Linked DNA regions of Homo sapiens: region 2 is linked to region 1. The links are chromatin loops, found by intact Hi-C in ENCODE. Cell type or tissue: Caco-2. All regions are shown on one strand.

Evidence for each region. A loop is a pair of places that touch in the nucleus more often than their neighbours do. Peaks named below come from ENCODE experiments on the same cell type or tissue, not always from the same donor. Only the 100,000 strongest peaks of a DNase experiment are listed, where the experiment ranks them.
Region 2: a loop joins it to region 1, with 24 times the contacts of the local background. A loop is called at or near these places in 3 of 110 quality-filtered maps.

Annotation. Positions count from the first base shown.
Region 1 is chrX:63,684,258-63,692,257 of GRCh38, forward strand. The region is part of intron 4 of ARHGEF9 (Cdc42 guanine nucleotide exchange factor 9); the gene reads right to left. Among named protein-coding and RNA genes, the nearest start is that of ARHGEF9-IT1, 17 kb to the left of the region's middle. In Caco-2, a CTCF peak has its summit at 3,024 (motif pointing left); no DNase peak of the experiment used is centred here.
Region 2 is chrX:63,271,835-63,279,834 of GRCh38, forward strand. LOC105377212 (a long non-coding RNA gene) reads right to left here and starts at 5,812. Exons shown (of 5, transcript XR_001755867.2): 1 at 5,604-5,812. In Caco-2, a CTCF peak has its summit at 3,501 (motif pointing left); no DNase peak of the experiment used is centred here.

The DNA.
Region 1 (8,000 bases):
TATACGATGATGCTCAACATCATTAATCATCAGGAAAATGCATATCAAAACCACAATGAGAAATAACCTAGCATCTATTAGGATGGGTATTATCAAAAAGATAAGACATAACAAGTGTTGACAAGGGTTTAGAGAAAAGGAGACCCTTGTACACTGTTAGTAGGAATATATATTGGTACAGCAGCCACTGTGGAAAATAATACCTTTAAGATGTTCCCAAAGAAATCAAAAATAGAATTATCAAATTATCCAGTAATCCCTCTTTTGAGTATATGCCCAAAGGAAATGCACTCACTACCTTGTAAAGATATCTGCACTCCCATGTTCATTGCAGTACTATTAACAATAGCCAAGATGTGGAAGCAAACAAAGTGTCCATTAATGGATAAATGGGTAAAGAAACTGTCGGGTGTATATGTATATGTAATATGTTGCCTATATTTTAATAAATTACCTCTATTTTTAATTTATTTATATATATATTACATATACATACAGAGACACAGAATAGAATATTATTCAGACTTTAAAAAGAAGGAGGGAAGGAGATTATGTCATTTGTCACAACATGGAGGAACCTAGAGGACATTATGCTACATGAAATAATCCAGTCACAGAAAGAAAACTACTGCATGATTTCACTTATATGTGGAATCAAAAGGAAAAAAAAAATGAATACATAGAAACAGATTAGGATGGTGGTGACCAGAGGTGAGGGGGTGGGAGAAAATGGGAAGATATAAGTCAAAGGGCACAAAGTTGTAGTTACACAGGAAAAGTCTAGAGATCTAACCTACAGCATGGGGACTAGAGTCAACATTATTGTATTATACACTGGAAATTTGCTAAGAGAGTAAATTTTAGATACTATTACCACAAAAAAGTAACTATGTGAGATGATATGTTAATCTGTTTGACTGTAGTCATCACTTCATCATTTATATCAAAACATCACATTGTACATCTTAAATTTATACCTTAAATATTTTTTAAAACAATCAAATTTTAAAAGGTCAAAATCATACAATGAAAACTAAAAAACAATCCTGGGAGAAATCACAAAAAAATCGAAATAAACAGTTAAATGTTCATGGATTTGAAGACTCATCATATCAATGTTCCCAAAACTGATCCACAGATTTAATGCAATCCCAACCAAAACACTGATAGGGTTTTTGTTTGCTTGTTTTTGGTAAAATTTGGCAAGATTATTCTTAAATTTATATAGAAATACAAATAACCTAAAATAGCTAAAATTGTTTTGAAAAAGAACTAAGTTGGAGGAGTTATGCTATCTGATTTAAAGACTTGCTATGAACCTATATTAATCAAGAAAGTGGGTTACTATTACAAGAATAGTCATATAGATCACTAGAACAGAAGAGTATACCTAAAAATAGATCTGCACATATATGCTTAATTGATTTTTGACAAAGGTGCCCAGGCAATTCAATAGGGGAATCAGTATTTTTTAACAAATATCCATACAGAAACCAATTAACCTTGATCTGTATTTTGTGCCATATATAAAAATTACCACAAAAGGGATCATAGGCCTAAATGTAAAAAATAAAACTATATAACTTCTATTTTTAAAAAAGTAGAAAACCGTTATGATTTTGAGATAGGCAAAGAAAGTAGGAAACAAAAAGTATGACCCATAAAATAAAATAAAGCGATAAACTGGATTTCAATAAAATTAAGATACTCTTAAAACTAAAAATCGAATTACCATTCAATCCAGCAATCCCATTACTGTGTATTGACTTAAAGAAAATAAATCATTATATCAAAGGAATACTGGCACTTGCATATTTACCGCAGCAACATTCATAATAGCAAAGATAAGGAATCAATCTAAGTGTCCATCAACAAATGAATGGATAAAGAAAATATGGTACTTCTACACAATGGAATAGTATTCAGCCATAAAAAGAATGAAATTATGTCATTTGCATCAACGTAGATGAAACTAGAGGTCATTGTCTTAAGTGAAATAAGCCAGGCACAAAAAGACAAATATCACATGTTCTCATTTATTTGGGGGTGCTAAAAAATTTGAACACATGGAGGTAGAGGGTGGAAAAATAACAGAGACGGAAGTGTGAGCAGGTGAGAAGGGAGAACATGAAGATAAGTGGGTTAAAGGGTACAAACATAAGATAGAAGGAATACATTCAATGTTCAATAGCAGAGTAGGATGACTATACTTAAAAAAAATGCATTGTACCCTAAAACCCGACTTGATCACTATGCATTATACATATGTTAAAAATTTCTCACATACTCCATAAATATGCACAACTTAGAAAAGACACAGTTAAGAAAATGAAAGGCTAAGCCACAGACTGGGATATAATGTCTGCAAATAACTTATCTGACAAAGGACTTGTTAACAAAATATATAATTCTCATAACTGAGAATGTCACCAAAATAGCACAGTATATGTAGCTTTACTCTCCTCCACAGAAAACCAAAAAGAACTAGCCACTGCCCAGATTATCAAAAGGAATATTCCAGAACTCAATGACTGAAGTTGTGACAATCCCAGAGGCCACAGAGAACTGAAAAACTGCAAGCAAAAGGTAAAATAGCTCCTTCCCCAAGCTGCCAGGCACTGTGTAGAAAGGCACCCTCAAAATCAAGGTTCCTATAATACTGGAAAAAATAAAAGTGGACAGCTAGCTTCCCCACCATCTTAGATTCCTTTCCAGAAAAATTATTCCTGCCTCAACCTGTAAGAAGCCTCTTGAATGCCTGCAGAGTAAAAAATCCCAAAGGCAGCTAGAGTTAGAGGGTGGGGGTGGGGTTAGCAACACCCAGTGCATGAAACTCCAGCTTCCCTTCATCTGACCTCAAAAAAGACACCAAATCAGAAAGGCTGTTTAACAGCATCACGTTGCAGGAAGCACACTTCATCAGTCCTCTGGGAACAAACCTCCATCCAGCTTTCCCACAGAGCTGGGGTATCTTTGGGATTCCTCCCCATCCAGGATGAGTAGCACTCTGAAATTGAGAAAGACTATGTCAAATCTGGGTTCAGGGTGCCATCTAGTGTTGAAAAGGAGGCAGTGATCTCAGGCTAAGGGAACTAAATAGTCACTCTGCACAAAACCTCTAGACAGACATACTTCTGAAAGACCAAACCAAGCCAGACAGTGAAGACTGGAATAAAGAACTAATCCTTCAATGCAAATGCACAGACATATATCCATAGAAAGAGCAAACAGGAAACCATGACATTCCCAAATAGACAAAATAAGGAGCCAGTGACTGACCCTAATGAGATGATGTTGTGTGAGCTCTCAGATCAAGAATGCAGAATAGCAATTTTCAGGAAACTCAGAAAATGCCAATGTAACACAGAAAAGCAATTCAGAAATGTATTACAGAAATTTAACAATGAAATTGAAATTTTAAAAAATTAAACAGAAATCCTAGAGCTAAGAAATACAATAGTCAAACTGAAAAATACATGGGATGGTCTCAACAACAGAATTGATCAAGCAGAAGAAAGAACCGGTGAGCCCTAAGACTATTTGAAAATACACAATAAGAAGAGAAAAAATAATGAGAAAAATGAAGAACGCCAACAAGATCTAGGGGATAGCCTCAAAAGAGCAAGTCAAAGGGTCATTGGCTTTAAAGAGGATGTTGAGAAAGAACAAAAGGTAGAAAGCTTATTCAAAGTAATAATAACAGAGACTTTTCCAAACCTAGAGAAAGATATAAATATCCAGGTACAGGGTTAAAGACAACCAAACATGTTCAATCTAAATAAGATTACCCTAAGGCATATAATAATCAAACTCTCAAAGGTTAACAGACAAAGAGGGAAATCTTAAAAGCAGCAAGAGAAAAGAAGCAAATAACATATAAAGGAGTTTCAATTCCTGTGGTAACAGAGTTTTCAGTGTAAGTCCTACAGGGCAGGAGGGAGGGGGGCAACATATTCAAAGTACTGAATGAAAAAAACAAAACAACAACAACAAAAAAACCTCCCATACTGTGCCCAGCAGAGCCATCCTTCAAACATGAAGGAGAGATACAGACTTTCCCAGACAGAAGCTGAGGGAATTCATCAACAGAAGATTTGTCTTACATGAACTGCTGAAGCCAGTTGTTCAATCTTAAAAGAACACTAATATGTATCAAGAAAACACCTGAAGTTATAAAATAAACTGGTAAACGTATATAGACAAATTCAGAATAAACTATGCAGACAAATACTGAATTGTGGTGTGTAAACCGTTCACAACTTTAGTATGAAGACTGAAAAAAATCTATCAAAAATAATGACAATTTATTAAGGTCAGCCTGGCCAACATGGTGAAACTCCATCTGTACTAAAAAATACAAAAATTAGCTGAGTGTGATGGCACGTGCCTATAATCCCACCTACTCAGGAAGCTGAGATAGGAGAATCGCTTGAACTCGGGAGGCAGAGGTTGCAGTGAGCCGAGATCGTGCCACTGCACTCCAGCCTGGGAGACAGAGCAAGACTCCATCTCAAAAACAAAACAAAACAAAAAGGCAATTTATTAAGGGATAGGCAATATAAAAAGATGTAAACTGAGAAAACAAAAAGTTAAAATGGGGAAGTAATGGACTTAAATTTTAGAGATTTTAGTTTTTAATTTTTCTTTTGATCAAAGTTAAGTTGTCATCAGTTTATAATAAGATGTTCTAAGCCCCACAGTAACATCAAAGCAAAAACCTGTAAAAGATACACTAACAAAAGCAAATAATTAATACATGCCACCAGAGAAAAATCACTAAACAACAAAGGAAGATAGTAGTAAAATAATGGAAGACAGGAGTTACAAAACAATCAGAAAATAATAACAAAATGGCAGTAGTAAGTCCTTACCTTTCAAAAATAACATTGAATGTAAATGGGACTAAATTCTCCAATTAAAAGAGAGTGGCTGAATGGATTAAAAAAAACAGCATCCAACTATATGCTGCCTTCAAGAAGTTCACTTCTTTAAGTGAATTTCTAGTGAATAAGACACATAGAGACTAAAAGTGAAGGGATGGAAAAAGATACTGCGTACAAATAGAAACCACAAAAGAGCAGCAGTGGCTACACATATATCATACGAAACAGACTTCAGGTCAAAAACTGTAAGAAAAGACAAAGAATGTCATTATATAATAATAAATGGGTCAATTCAGCTACAGGATATAACAATTATAAATTCGCATGCACCCAACACTGGAGCACCCAAATATACACAACAAATATTAGTAGATTTAAACAGAGAGACAGACTACAACACCATAATAATAGGGAACTTCAACACTCACTTTCAGCAATGAACAGATTATCCAGACAAGATATCAACAAAGAAATACTGGATTTCAGTTGTACTATAGACCAAATGTACGTAACTGAAAATAACAGAACATATCATCCAACTGCTGGAGACTACACATTTTCCTCATCAGCATATAGAACATTCTTGAAAACAGGCCATATGTTAGGCCATAAACAAATCTCAACAAATTTTAAAAAGTCAAATTAATATCAAGTGTCTTTTCTGACCACAATGAAACAACACTAGAAATCAGTAAGAAGAGCACTTAAGAAACTGTACAAATACACCGAAATTAAATACATTGCTCCTGAATGATCAGTGGGTAAATAACAAAATTCTTTTAAAAAATAGAAATTTCTCAAAACAAATGAAAATGAAAACACAAGATACTAAAGCCTATGAAATAAAGCAAAAGCAGTACAAAGAGGAAAATTTATGGCAATAAAAGCTTTCATCAAAAAAGAAAAAGAAAGTCTTCAAATAAATAATCTACCAAGTCACTTCAAAGAATTAGGAAGGCAAGAACAAACCAAACCCAAAGCTAGTAGAAGGAAATAAATAACAAACACCAGAGCAGAAATAAATGAAATTAAGGCTGAAAAATACAAAAGATCAATGAAATGAAAAGTTGTTTTTTTTGAAAAGATACTCAAAATCAACAAATCTTTAGCTAGACTAAGAAAAAAAGAATACTCAAATAAATGAAATCAGAGGTGAAAAGGGAGAATATAACTGATACCACAAAAATACAAAGGATCATTACAGAGAATATGAACAACTACAGGCAAACAAATTGGAAAACCTAGAAGAAATGGATAAATTCCTGGATACATATGACGTACCAAGATTGAACCATGAATAAATAGAAAACCTGAACAAACCAATAACAAGTAACAAGATCAAAACAGTAATAAAAAGTGTCTCATCAAAGAAAAGCCAAGGACCTTACGGTTTCACTGCTGAATTCCACCAAACATTTAAAAAAGAACTGATAATAATTCTATGCAAATTATTTCAAAAAAGTAAAGAGGAGGAATACTTCAAACTCATTCTATGAGGCCAGCATTACCCTGGTACCCAAACCAGACAAAAACACATCAAAAAAAGAAAACTACAGGCCAATATTACTGGCAAACATAGATGCAAAAATTCCAAACAAAATACTAGCAAACTGAATTAAACAACACATTAAAAAGATCACTCACGATGATCAAGTGGGTCTCATCCCAGGGACAAAAGTTTGGTTCAACATATGCAAATAAATAAACGTGATACATTACATTAACAGAACCAAGGACAAAACCTGTATGATCACTTCAATAGATGCTGAAAAAGCATTTCATAAAATTCAAGATCCCTCCATGAGAAAAAGACAACAAACTGGGTACAGAAGGAACATGCATCAAAATAATAAAAGCCATATATCACAAACCCACAGCTATCATCATACTGAACAGGAAAAAAATCAAAAGCCTTTCCTCCAAGATCTAGACCAAGACAAGAATGCCCACTTTTACCACTTATGTTCAGTGTAGTACTGCATGTTCTAGCCAGAGCAATTTAGGCAAGAGAATGAAATAAAGGGTATCCATATTGAAAAGGAAGAAATCAAATTATCCTTGTTAGCAGATGATATAATCTTATATTTAGAAAAACCTAAAGACTACCTACACACACGAAATGCTGGAAATGATCAACAAATTCAGTAAAGTTGCAGGATACAAAATCAACATACAAAAAGCAGGTGCACTTCTGTTTGCCAATAGTGAACAATCTGAAAAAGAAACCAAAAAAGCAATCCCATTTAAAACAGGATTTAAAAAAAAATAGGAATAAATTTAACCACAGAAGTGAAAGATCTCTAAAATAAAAATAAAAAGCACTGCTGAAAAAAATTGACAACTACACACAAAAAGGGAAAGATATCCCATATTGATGGATGGGAAGAATTAATATTGTTAAAATGTACTGCCTAAAGCAACCTATAGATTAAATGCAATTAATTAATATTAAATTAATATTGTTAAATTAATATTGCTAAAATATACTACCAAAAGCAATCTACAGATTAAATGCAATCTCTATCAAAATACCAATGACATTCACCACAGAAATGGGAAAAAAATCCTAAGGTTCATATGGACCCACAAAAGACCCAGAATAGCCAAAGCAATCCCGAGCAAAAAGAACAAAGCTGGAGGCATCACACTACCTAACTTCAAAATACACTGTAAAGCTATAGTAACCAAAAAAGCATGGTACTGAAGTAAAAACAGACACATAGACCAATTGAACAGAATAGAGAATCCCAAAATATACCCATGCATTTACAGCCAATTCATTTTCAGTAAAGACACCAAGAACACATATTGGAGAAAGGACAGCCTCTTCAACTTATGTTCTTGGACAAACTGGATGTCCATATGCAAAAGAATAAAACTAGACCCCTATCTCTCACCATATGAAAAAATAAAATCAAAATAGATGAACGACTTAAACGTAAGACTTGAAACTATAAAACTACTAGAATAAAACACTGGAAAAATGCCTCAGGTCATTGATATGCACAAAGACTCTATTGAGTAATACCTCTAAAGCACAGATAACAAAAGCAGAAATACCCAAATGGGATTATATCAAGCTAAAAAGCTTCTGCACAGCAAGGGAAACAATCAACA
Region 2 (8,000 bases), 410 kb before region 1:
CTCCAGAGGTCTATGACCTCTGAGAGGGCTCAAAACATCAGGTGTTCTGAAATATTTTCAAATAAATATTTGAAGAGATTTATTCTAAGCCAAATATGAGTGACCCTGGCCTGTGACACAGCCCTCAGGAGGTCCTAAGAACAGGAGCCCTAGGTGGGAGGGGTACAGTTTGGTTTTATATATTTTAGGGAGGCCTGAGACATCAATCAAATACATTTAAGAAATACATTGGTTTTGTTCAGAAAGGCGGGACAACTCACACATGTCCCGAAAGCAGAGTACCCAATACATAAAACTATAATTGAAGGAATTGAAGGAAGAAGTAGAGAATTCAACAATAATAGGGACTAAAGCAATCTAGTAATTGAACGATACAGAAATTCAGCCAAGACAGAGAAACTTTAAACAACATTTCTAACTAACTTTACCTAACAGACATCTATAAAACATTCCACACAACAACAGCAAAATATACATTTGTTTCTTTGCAACAGGGAATATTCTGCAAGACAAACCATATTCTAGTCCATGGAACAAGTATTATAAATTTTAAAGGTTTGAAATCATAAAAGATATGTTCTTCCACCACAGTAAAGTTAGAAAACAAAAATATATCTTTAATCATAAAATAATTAAAAATTAAAAAATACATTTATAAATTATTGGTGAAAGAAAAAATATGCACAATATTATAAAAGTATTTTTATCTGAACAAATATAAATACACAATATATTGTGGAGTCCTAATTTGGAAAAAGGAGTCAGGCTGGCAGGACCAGCGGAAAGCAAAGATATGAGGCAAATAAACTATGCCTTTTGCCTTTCTTCATGGTTCAGGACATATAAACAAAAAGAGGAAGCTGATAAATTATAGTTTTATGGCCCAGGACATATAGCCCTCCTGAACCAATAAGATACATAACTCACAAACTTCCTGCTTACCATCAAATTCCTCAATTTATCAAATATCCCAGCTGACAGAAGAATGCAAGTTCCCAAGTTCCATTCTATAGAATCCTGAGCAAGCCTTTTTGCTCCTGGCTGTCAGCTTCTCTTCTACTGATACTGTCTGTTGCCTTTTCACAATGTATTTTCATACTTTCTCTAATAAATCTGCCTTTTTTCTACCTACAACTGTCTTGGTAAATTCTTTCAGTCCTGCACCACCAGCCCAGATAGTCATTGCTCACCGGCAACATTCTGGTGGCCCATAAGGGGACTCTCTCTTCATGGGGAACTCTCTCCCCTCTCTTTTTTCGAACTTTGGACAGTGTCTAAGCACAGAGGCAATTGCACTGTAGCTGGAGCTACTCTCTAGTAGGACTGGAAGGTGTCTTTGCGAAAGCGTCTGACCACCATCGCCCGTTAGGGTGAGGGACCTGAGTCTACTTATTCTTTTCAGTCTTTTGTCTGCCAGCTTCTATTAGCTCTCTGGCAATTAAAAGTAACAGGCAGGGCCAGTCTATGGTGCCGCCTGAAGGCCAAAGAGTGAACAGGACTGGCTGCCCTGCCCAGAAAAAAGAAAGGCTCTTTCTTATTTTTTCTGATCAAAAGCCCCTGATGCCAAAATGTGAAGCAATTGACAGCAGAAGCTTGTTCAGGGTGAATTCGCACATGTTTTAGGTGACTCAGACCCTCTGTCACTCTAAATTCTCCTGTGGAGACAGCCAATCATCCTTTTCTGGATGTGCTAAATCAGGTGATCTCAGACAGCCTCAGAACAGTGAGTCTTCCCTTAACTACCCACTCTCCTGGGTCAACACCAGACAGAGATCTTCCTTTACCCTTTTTCTTCAAACCTGAGCTGATCACCCAGCATAAATGAGTACCTCAACTGGCCATCCAGCATGAGGCCTCCGATCAGCCAAGAGGACTTTTCTAATGACTGAGACACTCCTTTAGAAAGTGCACCCAGAGTCCCTCAGTGGACATAAATGGAACCTTCTTTTCATTTCGGCGAGATGTCTTGACAGAAAGTGTCGTTCATGCCCCAAGTGGAACTGCCCCAAAGTGGCATGTTTTTTCATTCCACAAACCCCATCTATTCCTGTAGACTCACCTCTAGACTGTATTTTGAAGAATCGGGACAAATTTGACCCTCAACCCCTCAAAAAGAAACACCTAATCTTTCTTTGCAACATAGCATGGCCTCCTTACCACCTCCCACAGAAATTGAAGTGGACCCAGAATGGGAGCCTAGACTCCAGTATTCTTTTAAATCTTGATCTCTTTTGCCATAACTCTTCCAAATGGTCTGAGGTGCCCTATGTTCAAGTTTATGTTTCTATAAAAAAAAAAAACCTAGACTTTAGAGACAATTGTAGAATGAGACTGGCAAAATTCTTAAGTCCCTTAGATTCCTCAGACATTTTGGATGACCCTTCTTTTACACTCTCATGTTCCAGACCTCTCCCACTTTGGTCTCTCCATTCATTTTCCCTGACTACACATCTTTCCCTTCAATACCTCCTTCCTCAGCTACACCTTCTGTCTCTCCCTCTTTACCTCCTCCATACCCAGAACCACTTCTCCTCCACATACCAGATCAGGAGTCACCTCTGATTCTCTCCCATCATCAGATAAAGGTTTGCAGCTCTGAGAAGTGGCCAAATGGGGGTGTAGGAATCATCAGGGCCCATGTCTCATTCCCTATGTCTGATTTGTCTGAAATAGAGGCAAATCTTGGCTCTTTTAGTTAGTACCCCTCCCATTTTATGAAGAAATTCAAGGGGCTTGCAGTTTCCTTTGATCTCAATTGGCAAAACATTTAGGTTATTTTTACCACCTGTTGCACTCATAAGGAAAAGACCCACATTTGGTCTCTAGCCCACTGATGGGCAGAAGAATTCCATGCCTGGAACATTTGGAACCCTGAACCAGGAAGAACAGTTGTTTATGATAGTGATCCTAGATGGGGCTGTCAAGAAGGAGACCCTGATAGAGTCCACCACAATTATATGATCACTTGCCTGATTGAGGGGATGAAAAAGGCTGTCATTAAACCTGCAAATTATGCTACATTAAGAGAAGTTACACAGGGGCCAAATGAAAACCCAGCCCTATTCCACTCTAGGGTAGCTGAAGCTATGAGAAAATGCACTAATATGGATCTCTAGAGCCAAGAGGGCCTCACTATTGTGGCTGTGTATTTTATTAGGCCTCTCCAGACGTTAGGCATAAGCTTGAAAAACTAGTTCAAAGGCCACAGACCCCTTTCCTTACTTTGCTATAAATGGCCTTTACATTCTTTAATAACTGGGAGGAAGCCTCAAGAACTGACAGGATAGGAAGGAAAGAGAAAGAGACAGGCAGCAAGCTCATTATATGGCTGCTGCCTTTGCTACCTGCCTGCCCAAACCAGGGACCACAGACCAAGCATCAGGATGTCACCCACTGACCAATAAAAGGCCCATTCTCTGTTATAGCTATAACCAGCCTTGGCATATTAACAGAAACTGCCAAAACCCTCCACGAGTGTCACCTGATTTTCTACTGCCACCACCTGGCCTTTGCCAATACTGCAAGCAACTGGGACACTGGAAACTGGAATGCTCCTCGCTCCCTCATGATAGGTAGTCATCCTCAAACAAGTCCCAATTATGGGCCAACTTGGGAGGAAAGCAAAGGCAAATGCCCTTAACTTTGTTCCTCAATTATGAAAAAGCTGAGGAGACCTTAAAAGAGAAGAAAAAGCCCCAAGAGGGGCCATTTCCTCACTGTCCCAGAGGCCATCCAGGCTCCTGTATTTTCCATCACTACTGCTGAATCTCAGGTAATCTTGTGTGTAGCAGAATATAAAATTGAGTTTTTTTATTGACACAGGATCTAGTTACACTGCCCTAATTAAATTCTCTGGACCTAACTTTTGGTCCTCAATCCTCACAAGCAAGGAGGGCCAACTGAAACAGAGCTATTTTACCCCATCTTTGGTATGCATTGGTATGCAACTAGGGAAAAAAATATTTTCACTCACTTATTTCTGGTCTTGCCCACTTGTTCCATCCCTTTGCTTGGGAGGCATATAATGGCAAAACTTCAAACTAGCTTTCAGTTTTCCAACCAGGCCTGTTCAATACTGGCATTATTACCTTTTAATACTGACTCCAATACATACAGCCTTTCATTGTACAACAAGTTCCCCCTGAAGTATGAAACTCATCCACTCCAGGATGTTCTTTGCGTGCAGACCCCAAAAAGGTCATCCTTAAGGTCTTCACCTCTTTCCCTAGGAAATCTCCATAGCCTCTAAATCTTGAAACCCAATTAGGCTTACAGCCCTTAATTTCACTCTTGTAATTCACCATGTAACACACCCACCTTAGCTGTCAAAAGCCAGAAGGCACCTATAGAATGATACAAGACCCAAGAGCCATCAATGATCCAGTAGTTCCTACACACCCCATTGTTTCGAACCCTTACATCCTGTTAGGACAAATTCCTTCTGGCAGTTTTGGTTCACAGTATTAGACTTAAAGGATGCTTTCTTTTGCATTCCAGTACATTCAGATTCACAATTTTTATTTGCCTTTGAATGGCGAGATCCTTCCACTCATACCTCCCAACAATTAACCTGGACAGGCCTCCCCTGAGGATTTAGAGATAGCTCACAACCATTTGGACAGGCTCTTGCCAAAGATCTGTTCACCATTCAGCTATCCCTTAATAGCACCCTGCTCCAATATGTTGACCACCTGCTTATCTGCAGTCCAACTGAAGGTATTAAATACTATTAATCTTAGAATATCTAAATGCTATTAAAACTCTTTAGAGGTTATCTTCCTGTGGTTATGAGGTTTCTCCTTCTAAAACTCAAATTTCCTCTCTGGAAGTGCAATTTCTGAGACTCACACTAACCCCAGGGTTTAAAAGTCTCTCTGATCACTGTGAAAGCCTCATCTTAAACATGGGCACACTAGCAACTAAACAACAGTTGCACTCCTTCTTGGGAATGCCAAGTTTCTGTCATATTTGGACTCCCCAATTTGGACTCATAGCAAAACCCTCTTTATGAGACACTATGGGGACCAGAGGAAGACCCCTTTACTGGAACTCTGAAATGAACAAAACCCTAAAACCCATTAAACAAGTTTTACAACTGCCCCACCTTTGACCTTACCATACCTTAGAAAAACTTTCTATTTATTTGTACCTGAAAGAAGGGGTATCGCCCTTGGAGACTTAATCCAGCCATTGGGGCCCTCCAAATGACCAGTAGCTTACTTATCAAAGAACCTCAATTTGGTGACACAGGGCTGGCCTCCATTCCCCCGGCACTAGCCTCTGTGGCCCGATTGATTGAGGAGGCCTCCAAGCTGAGGCCAAGGAATAACAGTGTATACCCCACACCAAATGGTGGATACTTTAAACTCAAAGGGCTCTCACTGAGTCTCAAATCAAATAAGAAGATATCAAACCCTCTTTCTACAAACACCACAATTAAACATTAAGCAGTGTGAAGTTCTTAATCATGCCATCCTGTTACCAGATCCAAATGTGGAAGGATCACTTAAACACTCTTGCTTAGAAACTCTTGATTTAAGGCTGGTCGCAGTGGCTCACACCTGTAATCCCAGCACTTAGGAAGGCCTAGGCAGGTGGATTACCTGAGGTCAAGAGTTGGAGGCCAGCGTGGCCAACATGGTGAAACCCCATCTCTACTAAAAATATAAAAATTAGCTTGGCATGGTGACACATCTGTAGTCCCAGCTACTTGGGAGGCTGAGGCATTAGAATAGCTTGAATCCAGGAAGCAGAGGTTGCGGTGAGCTGAAATTGCACCACTGCACTCCAGCTTGGGCGACAGAGCAAGACCCTGTCTCAGAAAAAAAAAAAAAAAAAAGAAAGAAAGAAAGAAAATATTGAATTAATTTGTAGCTCCTGATTTGACCTCCAAGATATTCCCCTTACCAATTGGGAGGCCACTTGGTTCATAGACAGCAATAGTTTCATGTTAGAAGGTACCCAGTTACCACGGTATGCTATTGTTAGCCTTACTGAAGTTACAGAATTTGGGCCCCTACCCTGTGACACCACCTCAGCCCAGAAGGCAGAACTTATTGCCCTTACCTGAGCCTTGCAATTAGGAGCATGCATGAAACTTAATACTTACACAGACTGACCTACGTCTTTCATGTAGTACATACCCATGCAGCCATTTGGCAAGAAAAGGGACTCTTAACAGCCCAAAATATTCCAGTTAGACATGCTCCTGAAATCATGGCCCCGTTAGAGGTAATTTTGCTTCCTGCACAGGTAGCTATCATTCACTGCAAAGCCCATCAGAGAAGCAATGATAAAATCTCTATTGTGAACAATCAGGCTGATAAACAAGCAAGAGTGACTACTAAGCTACCTCTTTAGGCAGTTTTAGTTGCTAACCTAACTCAACTGTCTCCACTGTATATGCAGGAATAAACCCAAAGGGCTCTAGAGAAAGGCTTCTCCCATACTTCGGAGGGCTGGCTAAAAAGCCCTAATGGCAAACTTTTGCTCCAAGGAGCCTCACAATGAAAATTTTTAAACAGTTTACACCAATCAACTCATTTAGGGGCTAAAGCCCTCCAAGACTTAATATGGTCACTGTTTATCGGTAAAGGAATAGCATAAACTTTAAGATCCATCTCACAGCCTTGCCCCACCTGCTGCCAAACCAGTCCTGAAGGGGCCCACAAACTTCCCCCTCTCCTCCAACTCATTCAAAGATTAGGGATCCTACCAGGAGAAGTCTGGCAGCTAGATTTTACACACATGCCTCCATGCAAGGGACTTAAATATTTGATAATCTTTGTAGATACCTTCGCCAGGTGGATAGAAGCCTTTCGCATCAAAACTGAACAGGCATGGCATCAGAAGTCACCACGGCCCTTTTGAACCACATTCTTCCCCATTGTTGGCTCCCTCACTCACTGCAGTCAGACAATAGCGCTGCTTTCATTTCTCAAATAACCCAAGAAGTTGCTAAGACCCTTCAAATCAAATACTAGTTTCAAGCAGCCTGACATCCACAATCCTCTGGAAAGGTAAAAGAGCCAATCAAAGCATAAAAAGGCATCTTACAAAACTGATAAACCCAACAGTCATGGCCAGCTCTGCTCCCTATTGCCCTCTTAAGGTCCCTTATACCCCCAAAATCAGAAACCCATCTCAGCCCATTTGAAGTTCTTTATGGAAGACCCTTCTTACAAACAGACCTCTTGTTAGAGCCAGAAAATCATTATCCCACACAATATGTTATAATTCTTGGACAGACCATTAAAGCCATTGGCCATTACCAAAATCTCCACAGCCCCAAACCCGATCCCTCCTTTTCAGGAAAGATACACTCTAAATTCACACCTGGAGACTGGGTATGTCTTTAAACTCTCCTGCAGGTCAAAAGGCTGTTAGAACCTGTCTGAACTGGGTGATATCAAGTTATTCTTACTATCCCAACATCTGTAAAGCTCCAAGGTCCCCATGGATCCACCACTCCAGGGGTCAAAGCTGCTCAGGCACCAAATGAAGAGCCCTCCACTACACACAGCTGTGAGCCAATCAGAGCCCTCCATCTGTTTAGACAAAACTCAGAGGCTAAGTTGGACTCAGGTTATATTAACCCTAATTCTCAACTCCACCTTAAAGGAGTTTCTTTCTTTCTCTTTTTTACTTGAGACGGAGAGTCTTGCTCTTGTCGCCCAGGCTGGAGTGCAATGGCACGATCTCAGTTCACTGCAACCTCTGCCTCCCTGGTTCAAGTGATTCTCCTGCCTCAGCCTCCTGAGTAGCTGGGATTACAGGTGCACGCCACCATGCCCAGCTAATGTTTGTATTTTTAGTAGAGACGAGGTTTCACCATGTTGGCCAGGCTGGTCTTGAACTCCTGACCTCAGATGACCCGCCCGCCTCAGCCTCCCAAAGTGCTAGGATTACAGGCATGAACCACCGTGGAAGACCAGGAGTTTCTTTTCCTTACTCCCTTTATTTTCCTTAAAATCAATGAACCTAATTTTTCCTGGCTTCTT